Linked DNA regions of Mus musculus: region 1 is linked to region 2. Evidence: chromatin loops called from intact Hi-C (ENCODE). Cell type or tissue: left cerebral cortex. All regions are shown on one strand. Links, peaks and the distances in the headings refer to the core of each region. The heading gives the core; the rest is flanking DNA. Region 1 holds the start of Bicd1 (BICD cargo adaptor 1). Region 2 holds the start of Resf1 (retroelement silencing factor 1).

Region 1 (9,176 bases), core at 2,555-7,554, 99 kb after region 2:
CCTGATTATTAGCATATAATAATCATACAACATAATGTGTTTATGAAGTTTTCTTTATGTATACAAGGTATTTTGATCAAATTCACCCCTCCAAATCCTCTTCTGTATGGCTAAATCTTGAAAACATTATGCTAAGCAAAAGAAATTAGTCCCAAAAGAGTACACATTATATAACTTCTGTTGCCAGAATTTTCTTCTTGGGGGTAGATTAAGCAGTGTCTATTAAACTAAACTTCAATTACATCAGTGTTCACTCTGTGGAACCAATAAGTTTATTAGGCTTACTTGTAGGGCATGAGTGAAGGTTTACAGCCACATTGGAAGGTCTGCACTCAAAATGGGTAATAGCTTCCCCATTGCTGTACAGATGGAGTATCCTTCCCACTATGGCCCCTTCCAAAGACACTAAGGCCACATGTGATTAGGCATATCTGTACAGAACTAGTTGGAAAAGTAATTGGATACTAAGACAAAGGTCCAATGACCCATCTTATCCCCTTCTTTTATAAAGGAATGTCAATAGTCAACAGGCCTGGGTTTCTATTGCTGTAAAGAGACACCATGGCCACTATAACTCTTATAGAAGAAAACATTTATTTGGGACTGGCTTACAGTTCCAAAGGTTTAGACCACTATTGACACAGTAGGAAGCATAGTGGAGCATAGGAAGAAAGGGTGCTGAAAAAGGATCCAAGAGTTCCACATCTGGATCAGCGGGCAGCAAGAAGAATGAGAGACACTGGGCCTGGCCTAAGTATTTGAAACCTCAAAGCCCACCCCTAGTATCACACTTCTTCCATCAAGGTCATACCTACTCCTCCAAGGCGAAACCTCATAATATTGTCACTCCCTGGTGATCAAGCATTCAAATATATGAGCCTATGCGGTCATTCCTATTTAAATCATCAAACAAACCATAATAGAATTGACAAGGCCAGCTTTCCCAGTAGTCTTCCTGTCAAGGTAGAAATATCCAAGTCCCTTTGTGTTATTATTGAATAGATTTGACTTTCATTTTCAAAATTATATTACAGGGGCTGAGAAGATGGCTCAGCAGGTAAGAGTGGTTGTTGTAGACTCATGAAGACCTGAGTTCAAATGTCTAGAACCCACATTTAAAAAACAATCTGGGTGTGGCTGTGCGTATATGCACCTGTAATTCCAAAACTGTGCAGGAGGGAATGGAGTGGGGAGGATCACTAGTACATCACTCACTTCTTTCTTTCTCTGTGTGTTATGTGTATTTGGTATGTGGGGGCACATGTATGTGGATACACAAGTAGTGTCCATGAATGTGGATGTCAGAGGTTAATGTTGGGTTAATTAATCACTATTAATCCTCAATTAACATTTACTTTAACTCTAGCCCTAACCCTAGTCAGCTTGCCCTAGGAATATTCTAGCTCTGCCTCCTGAGCTCTGGAATTATAGTTGGGTCACCATGCCTGTAAGTGTTTATATAGGTGCTGAAGATCAGAACTCTAGTCCTTCTTGCAGTGCTAATGATAGGATTGCAAGTATGTACTTCCATGTTCAGTTCAACTTCTGGGTTTTTGACCTAGCTATTTATAGAAATGTACTCAAAATAATCTGTATATGCTGTGATTTGTAGTACATGTATTACTTTAGCTGATAGAGTATAGTTTTGATCATCAAAGTGGTCCTTAAGATGATATTTATGAAAACTTAAAAACATTTTTCTCAGATCAAGAGAATCAAGGCTGACCATTGGACAGATTCAAAGAGAACAATAGATAGTAGCCTGATTTGTTTTTAAAGAAAGAATAATGTTATGTTATATTGTGTACTGAAGTGGTCTATAAATTCTTTTGTTGTTGTTATTTTTTTCATTAAAAATATGATAGTTTTATTATAGAAGAAAAATTAATGAGATAGGAGATTGTTTTTTGAGTAAATACATGCAGATGAGAACTTTGAATTGTTGGTTGTAGTAGTACATGTCCATAATTACTGCTTCAGTGTGGGCTGTATAGTGAGTGAGTTCCAGGCCAACTTGAGCAAGATGCCACTTCAAAAAACAAAACAAAATAACCAACCAAACAAACAAAAACAGAAAAAGTAGGGGCTAGAAAGATTGCTCAGTAGTTAAGAACATTTGTTGTTTTTGTAGAGGACCTGGGTTTGGTTTCTAGTACCTATGTAGCTCACAATCATCCCAAACTCCAGTTCTAGGGTACTCAGCACTCTCTTATGACATCTGCTGTCATTGGGTATACATGCAGTGTACATGCATACATGCAGGCAGAGCACTCATACACATGAAAAATGTTTAAAAACAAACCAAATTTACATATGGAGATATAGAAATCCAATTGTGACACGAAAGTGCCTTTTTGTTTGTTTTGTTTTTGTTTTTAAATGAAAACTGCTGAGAAAGACCTGGCACAGAAACAGAACCTGATAGAAGAATTTTGGAAATGTGTGGGAACATACAAGAACTTCTTGGTAGGCATTGGTGGCACACACCTGAAATTCTAGCACTCAGGAGGAAGAGGCAGGTGGATCTCTGAGTTTGAGGTCAGCTTGGTCTACACAGAAAGTTCAAGGATAGCTAGGAATACACAGAGAAAACTTGTCTTAAAAAACAAACAAACAAACAAAAAAACAGAAAAACAAAACAAAAAGGAGAAAAAAAAAGAACTTTTTTTTTTTGTTTTGTCTTGTTTTGTTTTTGTTTTTTAAATCTGCTTTGTGGCCAGAACAGCAGTCTTAAGGGCATCCAAAATGTGTGGAAACACAGCTAGATGCTCTTTGACAAAATCACAGTGATGATTATGAGATTATGTTGAAATTCTTTTGACAAGTGCCACCCAGTCAGGAAGAATTTGAGGAGTAGAATAGATGAAGGAGTGGTTCAAAAAGCACATGGAAAGAGACTTTGCCTGAGACAGGAACAAAGCACTATTTACTGTGAGCCTGGATCTGAGTCGCTGGAACAGTTTTCCCTTCCATGATACCATAGCTGAGCATGTCCATTGCTCTCAAGGGGGATATGGTGAGCCTGCTATCCAACTAAAAAGTATGCAAGTAGGGTGATGCGGACTGCAAAATAGGCCCAAATCCTCCTAATGCCTTTTGGTTAGGAGGTGACTTATTCAAAGTGACCATCAAATACATATAGGATGTACAGTCAGGAGGATTCTGGCAGATGAATTGTGACCTACCACAGAGTGCACCCGAGTCTAAAGAAGAGTCAAAAGAGGATGGTGATAACTGACTTGGAGACTCAGGACTGAGGTCTACCCATTTTCGGTCTCTTCCCTGAACCATACAGGACTGCTTCCACCCCTCTCTAGGGAACAGTTATGTACTTTGTTGCATATGAAGACAAGACAGGGTGATGGGAAATGACTGATTCTATAAAGAATATTTTTTTCATAGAATGTGTTCCTGCAGACAGAAAGAGAAGAAAAACAATTTTTGATGAGATTTACAGACAAAATAAACAAGATAGAGAATTGCAATTTCTTATGTATAACTTTATCATACTGTACCCCATAAACATGTACAATTATTATATGTCGATAAAAAAGAAAAATAAAACAAAAAGTTACATTGAGTCCTTGGAGAATATAGTACCTTTCTAGTAGGGAAGTGCCAAGGATGTGTCTATGGCTAAGAAATAACCCAGCAGGGGCTGGCGGGATGGCTCAGTGGTTAAAGAGCGCCGACTGCTCTTCTGAAGGTCCTGAGTTCAAATCCCAGCAACCACATGGTGGCTCACAACCATCCGTAATGAAATCTGATGGCCTCTTCTGGAGTATCTGAGGATAGCTACAGTGTACTTACATATAAATAAAAAAAAAAAAAAAAAAAGAAAAGAAATAACCCAGCAATCACAGAGAAACTGTTAGCCACTGATTTTGGAGATGCAATCCTTTTTCAACACCTATAAGTGGGAGATAGTGGTTTCTATATCAGGGTTGTCATGATGTATCTAACATGCTTTGAAGAATGCATGACTCACTATCTCAAGAACTTTGCTCTTATTTAAAGGGTGCATTTTTTTTTTTTTTGCTTAGTAGAATATCATAAATACCTTCTAAGAGAAATTGCAGACTCATTTCCTTTACTGAAGAATCCATGTAGTAAGGCCTATATAGAACTATCTGGAAGAAATACAGTGCCCGATATTTCAACCTTCCTAATGCTGTGACCCTTTAATTCAGTACCTCACATTGTGGTGACCCCCAACCATTAAATTATTTTTGTTGCTACTTGATAACTGCATTTTTTCTACTGTTATGACTTGTAATGTAAATGTCTGATATGAGACCTTTGTGAAAGGATTGTTCAAGCCCTGAAGGGGTTTCTACCCACAGGTTGAGAACCACTGGCCTAGAGACTTACTGAGCACCTGCAGATGTTATACAACAATTTCCTCCCAGATAGAACAGTTCATCTTAACAGAATTTCAATATACAGGATGTTCTAAAGAGAAGTAAAACATTCCATCCTTCTAGGAAGCTCTTAAACCCAGGAAGTAAACAACTCAAAGGCTTCCGTAAATTCATGAAACTAATGAGATTCACTCCTTCCCCAAGGATATATAATCAGGAAAGCAGGCCGAGAGTTGGGACAGACATGCTTAGCTACCTAGGAGAGACACAAATCACCAGAGCTATGTGAAACAGACAGTCTCCAACCTACTGAGCTGCTTTCAAGTTGTGTAGTATGGTTCAGGTTTTCCAGTGTCTATGATCTGTCACCCCTGGGGTGGGCTTTTGGTGATGTAGATATTTTTGAGTCATTTCTGTTTCTGTAAATAACCCCTCACTTATATTCCTTTAAATATTATTTCAATAAAACCCGTTGGTTCATCAAGTTGGACTGTGGTGGTAGCCTTACTGGGGTGAATAGATATTTGTTCACATCTCTCCAGTAATTACGTTATGCAGTAAGGTAGTATGATGAACTAAGTGCACAGAGGCTTAGGTTGGGGGACAGCAAAGTTCTCTGGTAGAGTGTTAGGTGGACTAGACCAAATTAGACAGAGTCTGAGAAAGGAGGAAGGACTCCCAAGGTACATCTATCAAGCTTTGGAAAAGCAGCATTCTTGAAAGCACTAGCTCTGTTTGTTTTCTGTGGGCTCACTGCACTCCAGTAGGCTTCGAATTCCCACCTCAGAAAACTTAGCCCGTTGGAGGCCTTCTTAGTGTTCTGATCTTTCAGACACCAATCACCCTTTCCAACACCCTTGCCCTTTCTTCAGCTGCCCTGGCTTCCTCAGTCTAGCATCTCTTCTCAGATGCAGTCCTCTTCCATCCCCCAGCCTCCTTAGCCTCCACTTCTCTTTAAGACACCCATTTTCCTCAGCCTTCATTCCGCCTCAGCGCGGTTCCCCCTCCTCAGCCCTCCGTAGTCTCCCATCATTCCTCAGCTAGTTCTGGGTCCCTCTGCCCTCATCCCTCTTCAGCAGTCGGCTGTGCTGCGCTGCGAGGCTCGGTGGGGTTTTGGATTTGCTCCTCCCCTTCCCTACCTCCCTGCATTCTGAGTGGCTGAGAGGAAGAGGACCAGTTGGAGTCCGCATCTGTGTGCACTGGCTGCCGCAGGGCCCAGCAAGCAGGTGGAGCTCAGCCTCCCACGGAGCATTGGGCGGTGGACCGCAGTGACGCGGCCTGAGACATGGCGGCCACGCGCCTCTGAGGCCGCAGAACCGGAGTCTCTTGCTGCGCGAGTTGCCCCTTGGCCATGCAGCTTGGCTGCTGACTGCCCCGGCGCGTGGCCCGGAGGATCCCGGCTGCGGTCATCACCTTGCAGTCTCCATGCTGCAGGGTATATTCCTCCCATATTCCATGTATTCCTCCTCAGTGCTTCCGGCCGTGTAGCCGCAGCTGCCGGCCGGGCCTCAGGGCGCTCTACCTATTATTCATCAGGCACTTTTCTTTTCCATTTTTATTTTCATTCCTATTTGCTTCTCCTTTTCCCTTCTGCTTTGCGTCTATCTCCGCCACCCCGCTATGGCCGCAGAGGAGGCGCTGAAGACGGTAGACCAATATAAGACTGAAATAGAGAGACTGACCAAGGAGCTCACAGAAACGACCCATGAGAAGATCCAGGCTGCAGAGTATGGGCTGGTGGTGCTGGAGGAGAAACTGACTCTCAAGCAACAGTATGACGAGCTGGAGGCCGAGTATGACGGCCTCAAACAAGAGCTGGAGCAGCTCAGAGAGGTGAGCAACCCGTCTCCTATTTCCCTCTCCAGGTTTGGCATTTCTCAGTGCCAGTCATCACTGTAAAGAAGTCAGAAGGGATATGGCCAGAAGGACTTCATCTTAGAGCCCTTTGTTGATAAGAGAATATTGAAAGAGTCCATTGTTTTCACCAATAGAAAAATTACCCAAGAAATGAATGCATAAGCTGGAATGGGAAGCTCTTTATTATGTGGGGGAGGGAGAGTCACAAGAAGTCTTCAGGCATCCGTGCTGGCAGGTAACATTGAATTGGGTTGAAATGCATAAATCAAACTTCTCAAACTGCTGTTATTTCAAACCCAGATATCAATGACCATAATCCATCCAATTGATGAGGTTTGTGCCTGAGGACCTACAATTTCAGGATGGTAGAATTTGGTACTTCAGTCGTCTGCTGAGTAATTGCTCCTTGGTGAAATAGGAACTAGTTATTAGGACTCACCAGTCCCGTTTGACGTTGGCTTTAGTCCTTGTCATGGGGCTGTAGGAGCAAAACAACTTTGCTGGGTGGTTTTGCTGCCCTTAATTTCACCTCTGTGCAAGGCTGGGCTATGCTTATGTCTTATAGAAGGCACCCTGAGACTGAGGAAAATCAAAATCATCTCCATATGGTGAGACATGAGAAAGAAATGTAAAATATATGGATATCTATGCCTTGCCTATCAAATATGGCCCTTCAGGTTGAAATTACTGTATTTATAAAATCAGAATATCACCAATGTTCTGTGAATAACATTTCCCCCCCTATTTTTATATTTCCTTCTTCTAAGGGTAATGTACTGAAATGTCCAACCAAATATTCATAAGGATTATACATACTATTTAAGACACTGGAAATAGCAAGCAGTCGTGTATAAATGTTAGTATACATAAACACAGATTTTCTGTGTGACAAGTCTTTATTTTTAGGTGCATACTAACATTTTAAATGTTAGGCATATCATACATAAATAGAAATACTTTTCTTATAATCTAAGCTTATTTTAGGGAAAGGGGAGGCCCAGTTTTGTATTGTCACAGTTAAAAAAACATGAGTATGACATTCTAATCAACTCACCTAACTTATAAATAATACATATTTAAACCTTTAATTATGCTATTTTATTTAGATGCTTAAATACCAAAATATGTAAATAGATATAGTTGAAAACAATAGATAGAGATATAATTTTTATATACCGGGCTATAAATTCTAGTTCATGCTTTTCTTGCTATATTCATATCTGGATTTAATGGTATCTGTACTTATATTTTCTAAATATGTCTTAGATTATGTCTTAGACTGACATGTTTTAGATGCTAAATCTTAGGAAGTAAGGAAATAGATGATTATTGTAATTCTCAGAGATGTTTCCATGATGTCTTTATTTATTGACTGTGCTTTGCCAAGGTGGAGAAATGCAAACCAATGTTATGTCATCACTTTCTTGATAAAAGAGGTGGACTTATTTGATGATATAAAATATGATTGTTAATAGACCTTTCTTCTTGAGCTAAACAACACTTTCAGGGATATTTATGTGTTGTTGTACTTAACACACTAAACCTTAATACAGTTGCCTTTTGTCTTTAGTAAACAATACTTAAAATAATGAGTTTGCCTTTTATTTATTTAAAGTTGATAGATAAAATTGTATGTATTTATTATGTGCAGAATTATGTTTTGCAGTGTACATATGTTATGCCTTTTTGGGCATTATATTGCTTCATATAATTATCTTTTTTGTGATAACTCAACATTCATTCTGTATTTTTAAAGAGTAAATATATTGGCATTATAATCATCATGGTGCACAGTGAATTTCTTAAACTTATTCTTCTTATCTAACTGTAATAATGACCTTTTCATCAATATCTCTTCTTTCAAGCAATCAACACTTCTAGTAACTATCACTTACATCTCTGATTCCTTATATGAATGAGATAATGAAATGTTTGTTTCCTGTGCCTGGCTTATTTTAAAATAATACAAAGTCTTAACACAGAGCTTAGCACATAATAAAAATAAAAATAAATATTTTATAAAATAAATTTATATTAGAAGAATTTACACCTTTATCAAGTGTTCAGAAGTCAATATTGCTTAGTGTTAGAGAAAGACTGAGAAAATTGAAGAGTGTAGAAAGTGACCACTGTTTTAGTCTCATTGTCAGTCAAGGGAAAAGGGGGAAATGTTTTATAAGAATGATGAAAGTTCTTAACAAAATAATACAAATGCCAATTATATTTTTTAAAATAAAAGATTTAAGAAATTTTGTTCTATATAGCAAGAAAAAATATAAGGAGTTTTTCTTTTTATCAAATGACACTTGCTATTACACATATTTTGACTTACATTTAGCATAAAGATAACTCAAAGCTGGGCAGTGGTGGTGCATGCCTTTAATCCCAGTTTAATCTGAGTTCAAGGCGAGCCTGGTCTACAGAATGAGTTCCAGGACAGCCAGGGCTACACAGAGAAACCCTGTCTCAGGAAAAAAAAAAAAAAAAAAAAAAAAAAAGAAAAGGAAAGAAAAAAGAAAGAAAGAAAACGCAAATGACAAATCCTAGTAAACAGGATTTTAGCTATATAGAAGTGTATTTTAAGGTAGTAAAAATAGTTATATGCTATTATTAGATAATAATACTTATTTTATCTTTTAAATATGTTTTATTTTCGTTGAGATTATTACTTAAATGAATTGAGTCATGTTTTGAATTAAATACAAAACAACAGTGTAAAACAATGTAATCTAATGATGATGTCACATACAAGCCATTTAGTGTGTGTGTGTGTGTGTGTGTGTGTGTAGGTCAGAGGACACTCAAATGTTATTCCTTAGACTACTTGTCTTTTGAGATAGTATCTCTTACTGGCCTGAAACTTGCTGAGTATGCTAAGTTAGCTGGTCAGTGAACTCTAGGGACCCACCTGTATCTGCCTCCCCAGTGCTGAGGTTACAAGTGTGTACTGCCATGCTA
Region 2 (9,176 bases), core at 2,702-7,701:
TTTTCCTGCAGGCAGGCCAGCAGATGCAGGAAGCATTTGCTATGCTTCAGAGGAAAAAAAAGCCACCAGCCATGTGAGATCTAGGGTGGAGTGGCCATTAGGAACAAAACTAAAGCTGAGGGCAGATTTAGCGTGTTGAACTAGGAGTGAAAAGGGTGCAATATCCAAGGAAGGCTTAGAAGAACCCAGCCATTGAGCGAAAGCATATAAAAAATAAGCTAATGCATGTGTGACTTTCATCTGTGGATCTGAGGGAACCTGGGTGGAGCTTGTAGTGAGGTCAGCCCAGAGCTCAAAGCAGGTAGTAAAAAAAACTACATTCCAGGGCTGGCAAAATGGCTCAGCAGGTAAGAGAACTGACTGCTCTACTGAAGGTTCTGAGTTCAAATCCCAGCAACCACATGGTGGCTCAAAACCATCCCTAATGAGACCTGATGCCCTCTTCTGGTGTATCTGAAGTCAGCTACAGTGTACTTATTTATAATAATAAATCTTTGGTCTGGAGTGAGCGGGGCCAACCAGAGCAAACAGGGTTGATCAGGGTTAATTGGAGCAAGCAGAGGTCCTAAAAAAATTCAATTCCCAACAACTACATAAAGCTACAGTGTACTCATATACATAAAATAAAATAAAATAAAATAAATCTTAAAAAAAAACAAAAAAATACATTCTGGAGGGGTGGGGGAGGTGAACTGCCTCAGCCCTGATTGGGTGAACAGCATTAGTTTGATGAATTTCATTTGCATATGCCCTAGGCTGGTAGCTGGCTTGCCTTTGAAAAGAAAGTTGTTGGTGAGAATGGCTTAAATGTCATGGAAAATGAGGTTCTAAGATTGGATGATATATTGGAACAGTGTAAGATCACCACCTCTTCCCCCCCACCACCTTTTTTTAGAGAGAGAGAGAGGGGAGAGAGAGAGAGAGAGATCAGTAAGAAAATGCCTGTCCGCCGGGAGTGGTGGCGCACGCCTTTAATCCCAGCACTCGGGAGGCAGAGGCAGGCGGATTTCTGAGTTCGAGGCCAGCCTGGTCTACAAAGAGAGTTCCAGGACAGCCAGAGCTCTAAAGAGAAACCCTGTCTTGAAAAACCAAAAAAAAAAAAAAAAAGAAAAAAAAGAAAGTGCCTGTCCCAGCAACCTCCTGCAAAGGGAAAACTGAGGCTGGGTTAGGCCAGGTAGAGGGAGGCTGAGGGTGGAAGTAGCAGAAGGATTGAAGTTTGTCCGTGGGCTAAAAGTGGGTGCCAGAGAGCAATGATTAGGGTGGCCTGTGTCTGGAGAGGGAGGAGGGGCTGGAGGGAGAAAAGGAGCTGAGGGTTGAGGTCAAATATGATTGCAAAAGTGAATAATTTTGGGACCCTTCAGTTGGGTGCCAAGTAGAGAGGCTGGAGGTTTTCTAAGAGGTATCTCAAGGGGTAACAAGAAGGTATAGATGATACAATTCCCACAGCTGAAGGTGGTGTCGAAGCAGCTATAGGTGGTGGTGTCCTCAGGGAGGATCAAGTCATTCAGTGGGTTGTCACAGCACTCAACAGGGTCAAGTCTTAAGAGCCTGAGGAAACTCAGCACCTGGTACCAGGGCTTTTGATGGGGCCGGAAGTCTCTACAGAAGGCAATGAACTGAACTCAGGAAAGAGGTCTCATCCATGAGAAAATAACTGGGAGCAGGATCTCATAGTATCATGAAATCTATGGGGGCATAGAGAAGTTATGGGATTACAGGCAGTTCTTTAAGGGGAGGGAAGAGGGGTGGGGCATGAAAGGCTCACAATAATCCTATCAGGCCTAAGGAAGCTGTAGAATTTCATCTCTGAGGTTGTATATGTGTGTGTGGTAGTGGGGGAAGTGTCGGTTAAGAGGGTCAGCAGTAGTCATAAAGACCTTTGTTGGGGATATCCTTACTTCCAAGAGTACCAGAGGAATGCCAGACACTCAATGGTCATTTCCTCTGACTTAGGGGAAACTTACCAAATGACCCCTGGTGGATGAGGTGCTGACAGAGTGATAGGTGAGTCAAATGGTGCATCTTTCGTATGGTCTGAAGATGAGCGCGCAGGGTCCTAGGGTGGCTCACACCCTGAGAGGGAGCACAGGCACCAGGAGAGCCTATGACACCAATGTAAGGGCTTTTCTGGAACAAGAGCATCTTGGCAGTCCAAAGGCAATGAATACCACAAATTCACCCCATGGAACAAACCTCACACAAGAGATTTATTCGGGGAGAAAAACAGCATGGTGACTGTTTCTGAACAAGAAGAGAAACAGCAGTGTTGGACTGAGGGGAAGGCTTTTATACTTTGGAGCATACTCAGAAAGTATATTAAGATAGAAACATTGTTTGGCGGTTAAGAAGGAGTAACAGGGGATTGGGAATTTCCAAGTCTCTGAGCTTGTGGTCAAACCAGGGGCAGGTGGTTTTTCCTTTGGCTTACTTCTTGGGCTTGGGGTCAAGTCAGGGTTAAGATGTTCTTTCCCTGTCTTTTACCCTACAGTTATATCTCTGGCTAGTGGGCTACACTGTGTTGCAGCAGCTGGTCCAAAAGAGGTATATGTGTTTAATTCATTTGGCTAACACATAATTTTGTAGAGTTGAAGAGACAAAAAGCAGCCAGCATACCACCACCACCACCCCCACCCCCCCACCCACCCCGCCTTGAAAGCCTGGGTGCTGAAAATTAATGTCCTTGAAGTGATAAGATCCATTGCCCCAAGCTATAGCAAAGACAACCAAGCAGTGGAAAAGAGACGTAACAGCTTTGGCCAGCTTGTAACAACAGGAAAGAATGCATTGGTCACTGATAACAGGGCAAGTTATTCCTTCCCAGGTCAAAGAGGTCCTTTTCCAGTTGTATGGTTTCCTCCTTGCAGTTTGACAAACATTATCAGTTTGAAGGATAACATTCCTTAACCCCTTTACCCAATTATGTAACACCAAGACTTCAAAGCCCCAGCTTTTTGATTTTCATAGCTGGACCTTGGTGGTCAGCCTCAGGATAAGTCAGACACAAGAAAGTCAATAAGGAAGTCTATCGGGGGAGTCTACTGATTTAGCAAAAAGAGAAATGGAAAGGGGCATGACTCATGCTATGTTTGGGCCTGTCAGAACCCTTCAGCATTTTCTAATTTTTTTTTTCCCCGTTTCTTTGGTTGAGATAGGGTCTCTTTGTTTAACCCTATGTAGGCCAAGATGGACTCATTCACTCACAGAGATCTATCTGCCTGTTTCTCCTTCCCAGATTCTGGGATTAAAGGTGTATGCCACTAAACCCAGCAGAGGGTGCGTTTTTCTTTCAAGTACTTTGTAGAACATTTTGCCATTTCATTTGCAGATTGATAATGAGGTCATCAACAGCTTATCTTTGTTGAAGCCTGCCCCCACTAGCTGTAGCCCTTTTTTTTCCATGCCTATCAGCGATTTCATATTGTTGCTAATAATATTCCTGCCAGTCATTAACACAAAAAAATAACTTGACTCAGAGAAAGGTCATGCTGAGCACACATCCTGTTATGTTTGTTAATCTTAAGAAATTCCACAAAACTTTAGGTAGGACCTGTTAAATCAAAGGTCAATATGGATTGTCATGTCTAAAATGGCTTGTCAGAGATGATCACCAAGCAGTGCACCTTCGTGCACCTGAGTTTGAGCTCACTGTGGTTTTTGTGGCTGACATTGAAGAATGCTACTAATAATCCAAAAAGTTATGATTATAATACTCATGTTATCTCAAATTTCACCCGTTTGTAAGACCCCCACCCTCGGTCAGTGATACTTACTTCAAGACAACTCCAACACTGAGACAGATAGATGCAAAAAGCAAGAGGTTTATTTTCTGGTGCGATGGGATCGACCTTCAATTAGTCTCTCAAGGAGAGTGACTAGAAGGTGACTCTGAACAGCTACTGCAGTTTTTATACTTTTTAAGGGCACAGGTTACATCAGAAAGGTTACAGTTCAAACTTATTGGCTAACCATATTGACCTTTAAATCTATTGGCTAGAAAGCATGGGTAGATCATGACGTGCATTTGAACTCTATCTGGGACTTTCCAGAGGGTCAGGTGACTATCAGTCAGTACATTCTGTGGTTTTTCTGAGAATTGTTTACTCAAGAAAGTTCCTGTGGGTGGAGAATGGAATTTGACTTGGTCTTGACCTCAGGTGGGAGGGAGAAGCAGAAGTGGGGAGAGGGAGTGTAAGACTGGCAAAAGCCCTTAGGGTCCTTCATGTTCACCACCCATGTACCACCCTCTGTAGAAATCATAGTTTTAGGGGTCAAAATGAACCGACCAAGTCTACAGCTGCCAAAACAAGATTAGCAGTTCTCAGAAAAATAACAGTTCTCGGAAAAAGTCTCCTGCCCCACCTCGCACTAAATTCCGAGAAAAAACACAAACTGACCTTCTTGCCAGAATTCCCTGAAACATTAGTAGCTGACCAATGAGTTTTAAAATATACTGCTGCTTTGCTGACCCATCATAATATGGCTGTCCAACCCTCCACAAAATGTATAAAGGAACTATGCTTTCTGAGCTCTGGGGTTGACCCTCCCTGCGACGTGTCAGAACAATAAACCTCTTGCCATTGCAGCGATCTGTTGTCAAGTTGTGTTTTTGGGCTTGCGCACCCAGGGTAAAGCCTCGGAGGTCTTACACCTCCATTCCTTACCTAGGACCAATCAGCTTAAAAGTTAGCTGATAATACTTTGCCTAGTAAGCCTACTGCTTCCCTTCTTGCCCATTAAATGTTTTGTTATTTTCCCTATAAAAAGCCTACCCTGAGAGCAGACTAGGAATATAATTATGTTTCTGAGTTCTTTTTGCAGTCCTGAAGGTTTATTAATAGGGTAAGTGTTCAGTAAGTTGCTTAACTGGATCACTGTTCATATACTTTTGTTAGTATATGAACATGAATCTCTGAAGAATGATATCCCAGACTCAAATACTATGCAACAGCAAACAGCATTTATTGAACAAATTCCTGCACTCAGGAGCCCAATTCCATCAGGCCAATTCACTCTTTTCAGTTTGTGTGGCGATTCCTGAACCCCAACAATATATTTCCACTGGCCCTTGACGTTTCACTCCAGAAGCCCTTGTAGAAATATAGTTTTAGCAGTCAAAATGACCAGACCAAGTCTAAAGCTGCGAAAACAAGATTAGCAGTTCTCGGAGAAATAACTATAACAAATAATAACAGTTCTCCTGTCCCGCCTCGCACTAAATTCCAAGAAAAACCACAAATTGCTCTGACCTTGCTGCCAGAATTCCCCCGCGACATTGGTAGCTGACCAATGAGTTTAAAAATATTCTGCTGATTTGCTGACCCATCATAATATGATTGTAAGGCCTGGGGGTCTTACACCCTCAGGTGATTCTCATATAAATTCTAGGTGCAAGGCTGAGCTTTTTTCTCCCCTCAGACTGTAGAAGGCACACCTGCCCGGCACTAGGACCGCGGCCCTGGTGCAAGCGCTCGGGGGCGGAGTGGGGACCCAGCTGGACCCGCCCCAACGAAGGCTGCCACCAAACCTCTGCGCGCTCTGCGCTTGGCAGAGGCCTCGTCCCTTGCTATTGGCGTGTAAGCACCCGCCGGGCGGCAGGTCTGCTTCGGATCGGGCTTTTGTTCGGCCCCCTGGGCTCGGGGCTGGGTTTTCGCCACCTCTGTCCCGGCGGAGGGGCGCCGCCCGGGTCCTCGCTGTACCGCGGGGTCGCTGCGCGCCGGGCGGGCGCGGTCTGAGGTTGTTGGCCCGAGAAGCAGGCGGGCTTGTTGCAGCTAAGCGTCCCTTCCGGTTTCGGAAGGAGAAGCAGAGCTTTGTTTTGTTTTTCGGTTTCTTTCTGTCTCGGTCTTCCGCTCCTTGGCCCCCCTGCGACCCAGCGGAATTGCCTTGCGCTCCGCCTTCGAGCGCCCAGGCCTGTGTGAGCGCCGCGGCCCGCAGCATCTTGGAATCTGTTTGCATTTGTGGTACTTAAGAGTGCCTTCCTAGAAAAATGGAAAAACAGGTAAAGTGGGTGAGCTGGCTTGCATTTCAGTAGGCCAACTACAGAACTTGCGTGGGGATTTAAATTGTCTGCTGGGTGTGTTACAGTTAAGGGGAATCTTAAGTTTGTTTCTTGTTACCATTCAGATATACTAAGGTCTTAGTTATTGCTCCACTCAGCCCCCATCAGGTTCTCTTTTATCAGTCCACTAAAATTACTAAAGAAGTATTTTTGCTTTGGTATTAAAGGGCAGTAGTGGACTTGGAGAAGCCCGCTTGAATTCTAGTGGCAGGGAATATTTTGAGAGTAGCCTAATTCAGTAGTTTTGTTTTTAGCACAATTGAAATAAATTCAGTAAACTTAGTATGGTCTCAATGACACTGTAAGGGAAATGTACTAGACCTTAACTCTTGCTTTCTTGTTTCTTGATTTTCATAGAATTAGAGGCGTGAATACCTTGTGGAAGAGATTAAAAGGTAAAATTGTATTTACAGGTAAGTTTGCCTTTTATAAAGCCTATCCTGGTTCTACTGGATGACTATTTGCATTGTACCGTGGACTAACTTATTTTAGAATAAAGAGTATCATTGAATCAACACTAGTTAAACCTACAGAACTTGCCTAGCATGTGCTTGCCTTCAATTTTTGCATTTGGGAGACCAAGTCAGACAGATCTTTGAGTTAAAGGCTAGCCTAATCTACATACCAAATTTCAGTTTAGCTAGGACTGCATAGTGAAAGACTCAAAAAACTATCACCAAACAAAACTGTCACAGATCCAATGGGACACAGTAGATTTGATGGCAAAGCTTAAGAAATAATGTTGTTGGTATGGTACTTAACAATTTTATTTTTTGCCTTCATGAGATAGAGGAGAGATGATTTTTGCATTTTTTGTTTTGTTTTGAATTTTGGCAGTGTTCGAGATAGAACTCAGCCAGATTGCTACCCTGGAAAAGATTATGGTAGCTGGTGAATTAAAGTTACCTAGGCAGAGGCTAGCTCTTATTTTTGGTGGGAATGTAGTACCAGGGACTGTTTCTTATTTATTTTTAACTTGTTTTAATTTATGTGCGTAAGTGTTTTGCCCACATGTAAGTGTAGTTTTGTGTGCTTGGTGTGTAGAGCTCAGAAGAAGGCCTGGATCCTCTAGAACTGGAGTTACAGGCAGTTATAGCCACATGTTAGTGCTGGGACCACTTTTAGGGCCACAACTATTGAGTCATGTCTTTAAGCACTTATACTTAGTGATCTCTAGGGTTCCAGTCCATGACCATAAAACCTGTTAGAAAGCCTTTTCTGCCTACGAGGGCTATGGTTCCTACAGTGTAAGGAACAAGATAAAGAAATGATACCATGGATGAATGTAGCCATGGAAACCAAGCCTAGAGTGTGTGCATGAGTATGATAAAGTTGAAGTAAGGTGAACTTCCAATGGAGTAATGTGTGAATGCTTTAATTATTATTGGTTAAGTGTAGCTTAAATACTCCTGTCTGGCCACCGCAACTCACTCTAGGTTTGGTTTCCATGGTTACATTCATCCATTGTATTGTTTCCTTATCTTGTTCCTTACATACAGTTATGTTACTTGGATTCAGGTCTTGCTTGACCCCTCCAACTTGGGTCTACCACTTACTGTAAAATCTCAGAAGAATTTTACTTTCCTGCTTAGCTTCTCATCTGTAAATGGGATAACAGTAGTACCTACATTATGGAACTGTGGTAAGTTACAAGGGGGAAGCAGAGACAGGCAAATCTCTTAGTTCCAGGCCAGCCTAGTCTACATATTGTGACCCTGTCTAAAAAATCATTCCCAAACAAAACCAGCCAGTCAACCAACCTCTTAGATACTCTTTTTTTTTTTTTTAAAGACTTAGTTATATATAAGTACACTGTAGCTGTCTTCAGACACAGCAGAAGAGGGCATCAAATCTCATTACAGATGGTTTTGAGCCACCATGTGGTTGCTGGATTTGAACTAAGTACCTCTGGAAGAGCAGTCAGTGCTCTTAACCGCTGAGTCATCTCTCCAGCCCTGAACACTCTTAAAATAGCTCCCAGCACATAGTCTATTTTTTACAGCCTTAGGCATTTCACAGCTAGGCTGGCCTTGAACTTCCTGGCCTTGAACTTCTTGTCTAGCAAGGATGACCTTCAATTGATTCTTCTCTTCTTCCTCCTGAGTTTTGGGATTAGATTTGCCATGCCAAGCTCTCCTCTCTACTGGGTGTTTGTGGCCAAAACCAACCAGTGGCTATCTTGGCCTACCTTTTTCTTTTCCTCTTTCCTGTTTGATTAGTTCTGATATCTTGTACATTATCAGTGCTTTGATTTTTAGGAATTTAGCTGTTTAGGGATTATAATCTTGTTAAACTTTATAATAAAGGTGAACTTCAAGAATTTTTGGTTTATCTGCCTTTCTTTACTATTTCTTTGGAAACTAATCCATGCAAAAACAGTAGTAGGAAGTATTCCTACTAGTTGAGGTAAAGCAAGAGTTTACACCGACCCTGGCTATAGAAATGCAAACTAAGTGCAAATGGAAAAAAACTTTAGGACTGGGAATTCTGGTTTTTGTTTTTGGAGGCAGGGTACTTAAAATTCTTAGTATGCTAAATTAACTAGTAAATGAAGGGTGTAGTTACTGTTGGCCTAGTGAGGTTAGAACTACCAACAAACAACTCTGAAGATGTGAAAGCTATCTTTGAGCTGTGCTATTCTCTGCCTTGGGTTCTTAGGCAGTCTTAGAGGAGGTTGGGGTTTTTATTTTCATACATACTAAAATGTGTAAATTGGGAAGCTCGGGTTCAATTAGAAATTAAACAAAGGTTGCTTTAAAGGAATTTTTTTTATGAGGAACAATGACTTAAAATCACTTGTTTTGAACAATTTTGATTTGCCTTGCTAGTTGTTTAGAATTAATGTATATTGGTGCAAGCAGTCTGCTTATATACGTAGGACTGGCCTAACCCTATCCCTAACCCCATCTCCTTTCTACAAATACACTTAGAGTGCTGTACTAGCTGGTTTTGTGTGTCAATTTGACACAAGCTGGAGTTATCACAGAAAAAGGAGCTTCATTTGAGGTAATGCCTCCATGCGATCCAGCTGTGAGGTATTTTCTCAATTGGTGATCAAGTGAGGCTGATCTCTAGGCTGGTAGTCTTGGGTTCTATAAGAAAGCAGGCTGAGCAAGCCAGG

What was found. Hi-C counts contacts between places; a loop is a spot of excess contacts. Peaks named below come from ENCODE experiments on the same cell type or tissue, not always from the same donor. Only the 100,000 strongest peaks of a DNase experiment are listed, where the experiment ranks them.
Region 1: a loop joins it to region 2, with 2.3 times the contacts of the local background. A loop is called at or near these places in 1 of 42 quality-filtered maps.

The regions. Positions count from the first base shown.
Region 1 is chr6:149,403,448-149,412,623 of GRCm38, forward strand. Bicd1 (BICD cargo adaptor 1) reads left to right here and starts at 5,537. Exons shown (of 9, transcript NM_009753.4): 1 at 5,537-6,194. The coding sequence starts at 5,982. It also overlaps the pseudogene Gm15783. In left cerebral cortex, for the core only: no CTCF peak of the experiment used is centred there; DNase peaks (open chromatin) are centred at 5,538, 6,142 and 6,611; H3K4me3 peaks cover 2,539 bases; H3K27ac peaks cover 2,417 bases.
Region 2 is chr6:149,303,910-149,313,085 of GRCm38, forward strand. It overlaps Resf1 (retroelement silencing factor 1), which reads left to right and starts at 5,505. Exons shown (of 5, transcript NM_026054.3): 1 at 5,505-5,995; 2 at 6,413-6,468. In left cerebral cortex, for the core only: CTCF peaks have their summits at 5,679 and 5,880; DNase peaks (open chromatin) are centred at 5,073, 5,540 and 5,835; H3K4me3 peaks cover 1,970 bases; H3K27ac peaks cover 1,378 bases.